2 separate regions of the Homo sapiens genome follow, and region 2 is linked to region 1. A link is an interaction called in ENCODE POLR2A ChIA-PET data of the cell type or tissue named here. Cell type or tissue: CD4-positive, alpha-beta T cell. All regions are shown on one strand. Each heading gives the region's core, and the rest is flanking DNA. Links, peaks and the distances in the headings are about the cores only.

Region 1 (2,913 bases), core at 251-2,750:
TGACCCTTCCACTTAACCAAGGTACTGAACTACAAGCTCTTAAGAACATCTCTACAGTGCTTAACACGTGCCTTCCTCTAAGTCATAGTCACATATGTATGTGTATATGTACATATATACCCATATAGACACGGATATATCTCACATCAATATAATGAATGAAGAGAACACCTATATTATCTTCTTGTGGCTACTATTAAAAAATCACCACAAACTTGGTGGCTTAAAACAATAGAAATTTATCCTCTCACAGTTCTGGAGGGCAGAAGTCTGAAATCACCATCACTGGGCCGAGATGAAGGTGTCAGGAGGCCCATACTCCCTCCAAAGGCTCTGGGGTAGAATTCATTCTTTGCCTCTTCCATCTTCTGGTGGATGCTGGCATTCCTTGGATTGTGGCTGCATCATTCCAGTCTCTGCCTCTGTTGTCACATTGCCTTCTTCTTTTCTGTTTGCCTTTCTCAAATAAGGACACTTGTGATTGCATTTAGGGCCCACCTAGATAATCTAGGATAATGTCACCATCTCGAGATCCTTCACTTAATCACAATTGCAAAAATCCTTTTTCCAAATAAGGTAACATTTACAGACTCCAAGGATTAGAACCTGCTATCCTGGGGACAGGGGTGGCATTGTTCAGCCAACTACAACACCCAACCTTGGTTCTTTTTCCTAAGTTACAGGTGTCCATGAACAGCTGATCCTACAAATTAACTTTGTAGGAACCACTTCCTCAGTCCCCAAAATACAAAGAAACTTTAAAAACAACCAGAATCCCACAAAGGACTCTCTTTAGGAGAAGCTGGCTGGAAACATGAAAAGCATATTCTTCCATATAAAAAAGCAGCAGCACATTCTCTTCAACAAACATATTGTAGGTCACATTTTTATGGCTGAATCAACAAAATGCTCTCTATAAACTACAATTTTGTGCAGCACAGACTGTTTCAGACACACTCCTGCTGCCAAGATGAGAGGTAGACATGGCTCATTCTCTTACCCTGGTGTCTCTGAAAATTCTTTCCCACGTATCTCGGGGCTGCCTGTGCTGACAAGAGGAATAGTATATCATTCTCCGGTGACGAGCCAGCTACCCCTCTGTTAGGGGCCAGGGAATCTCAGAGCACAGAGCATGAAACACGCCAAGGTTCTGTGGTAGAAACCCCAGACAGCTGTTGTCAGAGGGCATTGCATAAGCACACTAATGGGGGCTAACCTGAAATCGCACGCTTATGCGGAGCCCGCCCAACTCTCTGATAACATCAATGCGTGGGTCTTGGCTAATCAATTCTCATTTGGGAGACAATTTTGCTAGAAGATGTTCAGACATGGGGAATCCCAATAGGCCTTTGGTCAACATGATTTTATGGTTTGTTTAAAAATGGTTAAACAGCTATTAAGCTTCTCTTTCTGGCCTGTGTCCCTGCCTTCATATAAGTCATGCATGCATTTTCTCCCTCCCTCTAAAACTCTCAGACACATAAACACACACACTCTCTGTGGTTTGAGTGCTCCGTTATGGGGAAGCAACATCGTGATTTTTCCACCTCTGTTGAATGCTAAGGATTCAGTCCCAACCACGAACATGAGCTCTCAGGCCTCCCGTTACAGGCTCGGTCACTTAAATGAGCCACAGGACCTCTGTCTGCACTGACATGTGGCCAACGTTGGGGGTGGGGAATCCTTTTTGGATCCATTCTTTATTTCAAACAGCTCAATAACATTGATAGAATTAGAAAGCTTTCTTTTCCCGGTGATAGCTCAACCTATTCTGTTTTATTTCTGCTGGGTTGGCAATAACTTGCCAGCCAGGTTGTTAACCAAGTTTATTACTCACAGTCCAGGGAGTGTGAGTAAACACAGCCCCGAGAAGGCACCCCAAGCCCTCAGTGCCTGCTGTCTTGGGACCCTCTGGTTCGGACAGGAAGTCTCTTCCGGGAGCATATTTCAGTAGTTGCCTCCTGGATGGCCATTTTGATCAGGGGCCAGGCCCCGGTTCTCTGCTAATGTCACCCTTGGGGGAGGTTCAGCAGCCATAAAATCTCTCCTGAGACACTGTCATCCAACCGTTACAAAGAACATGGTTTTGCCTGACAAGCCTGAAACAGCACATGGCATTTCTCCCAAATTCTTTATCTATGCATCTCAAGAAGGTCTCGGTTGGGCTAGAGCTATATTTTATGCCATGCAGCATATTGGAAATTCTCTTCTTCTGTAACATGTGATTTAGAATAATAGTACATAAGGACCTGGAGTTAATACAGTAACAAAATTCAGTCTTTGCATGAACTAGGGAGAAAGCAGAGAGACTAGGAGATTTAGACAGCCCACTCTATTGAAACATGCAAACTCCGGGATGCCAGATTTTGACCTTTTGATTCATGGAGCAAATCTTTATTAACTGAACCCATCATACAAAAAGGGTGGTGGTCTCAGCAGTTTAAAAATATAATCTGGAATTCAGAATTCTATTCACTAATTTCTTCACTCGCTGAAACTGGAGGAAAGAAAGGGTTTCATCCACCTCTTGGAGAACATAAAGCTATGTAATTCCTTCTTATTCACATCTATTCATCGTGGAAAAAAAGGATCCATTTCGCCAAGCGTGGGAGATGTCAGTGCTTATCCTGCTGGCAGGACTCCTGCAGGGACTGGCAGGAAAAAAGAGAAAAGAGAGACACAGAAGAGCAGCAGAAGCAAGCGGAAGAAGAAAAGACCTGGAGTCTCCAGGAAGCTACTGGCTAAACACGTTAGTCTCTGCTAGAAAATTCTTCTCACCCTAAGTTTTTGCCCATTTATTCGGAGGACACACCATTCTAAGTGCAAGAGACAGAAACATCTAGAGGTATAAAGGGAATGCCGAAAAGGCAGATCTGCCCCTCCAAAAAAAAGCGCACACAGCTCCCCCACCGA
Region 2 (2,913 bases), core at 295-2,794, 66 kb before region 1:
CACATACAAAAGAATGAATTTGGCCCCCTTTCTCAGACTGCCTTGGTCCATTTGTGTTGCTCTAAAGGAATACCTCAGGCTGGGGAATTTATAAAGAGAAAAGGCTTATTTGGCTCACAGTTCTACAGACTATACAAGAAACATGGCACCAACATCTGCTTCTGGTGAGAGCCTCTGCTTCCACTGACAGCAGTAGGCAAAGGGGAGACAGCGTGTAGAAATTGCATGGCAAGAGCAGAGGCAAGGGAGAGAGGAGAGAGGTGACAGAGTTTTTTAAACAACGAGCTCTCACAGGAAATAATGAAGCAATAACTCATTACTTGAAGATGACTCCAAGCCATTCATGAAAGATTTGCCCCCACGACCCAAACACCTCCAATTAAGCCCCACCTCCAACCTTGAGAATCAGAATCAGATTTCAACATGAGATTTGGAGAAGTCAAATATCCAAACCATAGCACACACCACACATAAAAACTAACTCGAAAGTGGATCATAGATCTAAATGTAAGACTTAAAACTATAAAACTCTTGCAAGAAAACACAGGAGTAAATATTCATACCCTTGGATTGAGCAATAGTTTTTCAGATATCACCTCAAAAGCACAGCAACAAAAGAAAAAATATACACACTGGAATTCATCCAAATTAAAAATATTTGTGCTATAAATGGTATCATCAAGAAAGTAAGAAGACAATCTGCAGAATGGGAGAAATATTTTCAAATTATGCACATGATAAAAGACTTGTGCCCAGAAAATAGCAAAGGGGGAAACACAACTCAATTCCTCTTTTTTTTTTTTTTTTTTTTTTTTTGAGATGGAGTCTCACTCTATCGCCCAGGCCGGAGTGCAGTGGCGCGATCTTGGCTCACTGCAAGCTCCGCCTCCCGGGTTCACGCCATTCTCCTGCCTCAGTCTCCCAAGTAGCTAGGACTACAGGCGCCCGCCACCACGCCCGGCTAATTTTTGTATTTTTAGTAGAGACAGGGTTTCACCTTGTCAGCCAGGATGGTCTCAATCTCTTGACCTCGTGATCCGCCCACCTCGGCCTCCCAAAGTGCTGGGATAACAGGCGTGAGCCACCACACCCAGCCCTTTAATTTAGTTTTTAACAAGGTTACATGAGCACATACTTTAAAAAGTCAAATAGTTCTACAAGACTTGTTGCCACAAATAGCAGTCCCTGCCCCCATTTTCCTTCCCCAGAGGCAACTAATTTTAATTCTTACCATTAATTTTTGTTAGTATTTGTGTCCATATCAGTACATAACATGCGTGTATGTCTAATTCCTGATTGGTCTGTTTTAGGTACTATCTACGAACTTCCCGCTGGGGAAGATGAGGATTTAGCACTCCTGCCAACTCCCTTTACCCCTAACACACACACATGGACTCCCCCTGCCCCACAGGTCCCTAAGACATGACATCACATTTTTCAGATAGATTAATATTCTGTATTTATATCTATGACTAAATGCTATTTACAGATAAGCCACGTACTATCCTATGATTAGTTTTCCTTGCCTGCACACATTTTGTTTTGCCTGGAGTTATCTTATTTTGCTTTCTTGTTATCAATATTGTTGCCATTAATCCAATCCCAGGCTCCCCATCTCTCAATATGTTTGGATGCAATAGAGAGACTTTCGAGGTTACCTTATTGAGTGAAAAACTCCCATAGGTCCTCCTAACTCCTCCAGGTTGCCCTCAACTCCTTGGTTCTGGGTGCATGGCTGTCACCATGGTCCTGGCTAGTCCCTTCTCTTCCCTCCTTTATTGGGTCTTCTGTTAACTATCTCCCATGTCCTTGGTTTGCAACCTCAGTCTGGTGGAGCACATCTTCCAGTAGCTTCCTGAGAAAAAGTGCATGAGAAGTAAAATGATTGAAACTCTGCATGATTTAAAATGTCATTCACCCACTCCCAGGTTAAAAGAATATATAGACACATAATGATTCCAGTAGCTGCAAACAAAGCATTTATAAAATTCAATACAAATTCAAAATTTAAAAAGAATTTCTTACTGCAGAATTATTCACAATAGTCAAAAGGTAGAAACAACCCAAGTTGAATGGGTGAAGATGAATGAATAAATAAAATGTGGTATATACATATAATGGAATATTATTCAGCAATAAAAATGAGTGAAATCTGGATACATGCTACAACATGGATGAACCTTGAAAACATTATGTTAGGTGAAAGAAGTCAGACACAAAAGGACAAATATGTGATTTCACTTATATGAAATATCTAGGCTGGGCACAGTGGCTGACACCTATAATCCCAGAACTTTCAGAGGCCAAGGGAGGAGAATCGTATGCATGCAGGGCTTTGAGATCAGTCTGGACAACACAGTGAGACCCCGTTGGAGGGAGGGAGGGAGGGAAGGAAGGAAGGGAGGGAGGGAGGGAGGGAGGGAGGGGAAGGGAGGGAGGGAGGGGGAGAGAGAGGAAAAAAAGAAAAGGAAAGACAGGAAGAAAGGAAGGAAGGAGAGAGAGAGAAAGAAAGAGAGAAAGAAAGAAAAGAAAAAGAAGGAAAGAAAAGAAGAAAGAAAGAAAGAAAGAAAGAAAGAAAGAAAGAAAGAAAGAAAGAGAAAGGAAGGAAGGAAGGAAGGAAGGAAGGAAGGAAGGAAGGAAGGAAGGAAGAAAGAAAGAGAAAGAAAGAAGGAAGGTAGATCTAGAGTAGACAAGTTTATAAAGACAGAAAGTAGAATAGAGGTACCAGGGCCTCGGAGAAAAGGGGAACAGGATGTTCTTGCTTAATGGTTACAGAGTTTCTTTTTGGGGTGATAAAAAAGCTTTGGAGATAGTGATTATGGTTGCATACATTGTGAAGGCAATTGATTAATGCCACTGAATTGTACACTTCAAAGTGGTTAATATAGCAAATTTGTGTTATATATTTTTTAC

Evidence for each region. Peaks named below come from ENCODE experiments on the same cell type or tissue, not always from the same donor. Only the 100,000 strongest peaks of a DNase experiment are listed, where the experiment ranks them.
Region 2: POLR2A ChIA-PET joins it to region 1 with 11 read pairs; 2 of 35 experiments call an interaction of 5 or more read pairs at or near these places.

What each region holds. Positions count from the first base shown.
Region 1 is chr2:205,907,493-205,910,405 of GRCh38, forward strand. No RefSeq gene overlaps it. Among named protein-coding and RNA genes, the nearest start is that of INO80D-AS1, 180 kb to the right of the region's middle. In CD4-positive, alpha-beta T cell, for the core only: no CTCF peak of the experiment used is centred there; no DNase peak of the experiment used is centred there; H3K27me3 peaks cover 751 bases.
Region 2 is chr2:205,841,566-205,844,478 of GRCh38, forward strand. It overlaps LOC105373847 (a long non-coding RNA gene), which reads right to left and starts at 1,784. Exons shown (of 4, transcript XR_923802.3): 1 at 1,659-1,784. All of the region lies in intron 1 of LOC124907969 (a long non-coding RNA gene), which reads left to right. In CD4-positive, alpha-beta T cell, for the core only: no CTCF peak of the experiment used is centred there; no DNase peak of the experiment used is centred there.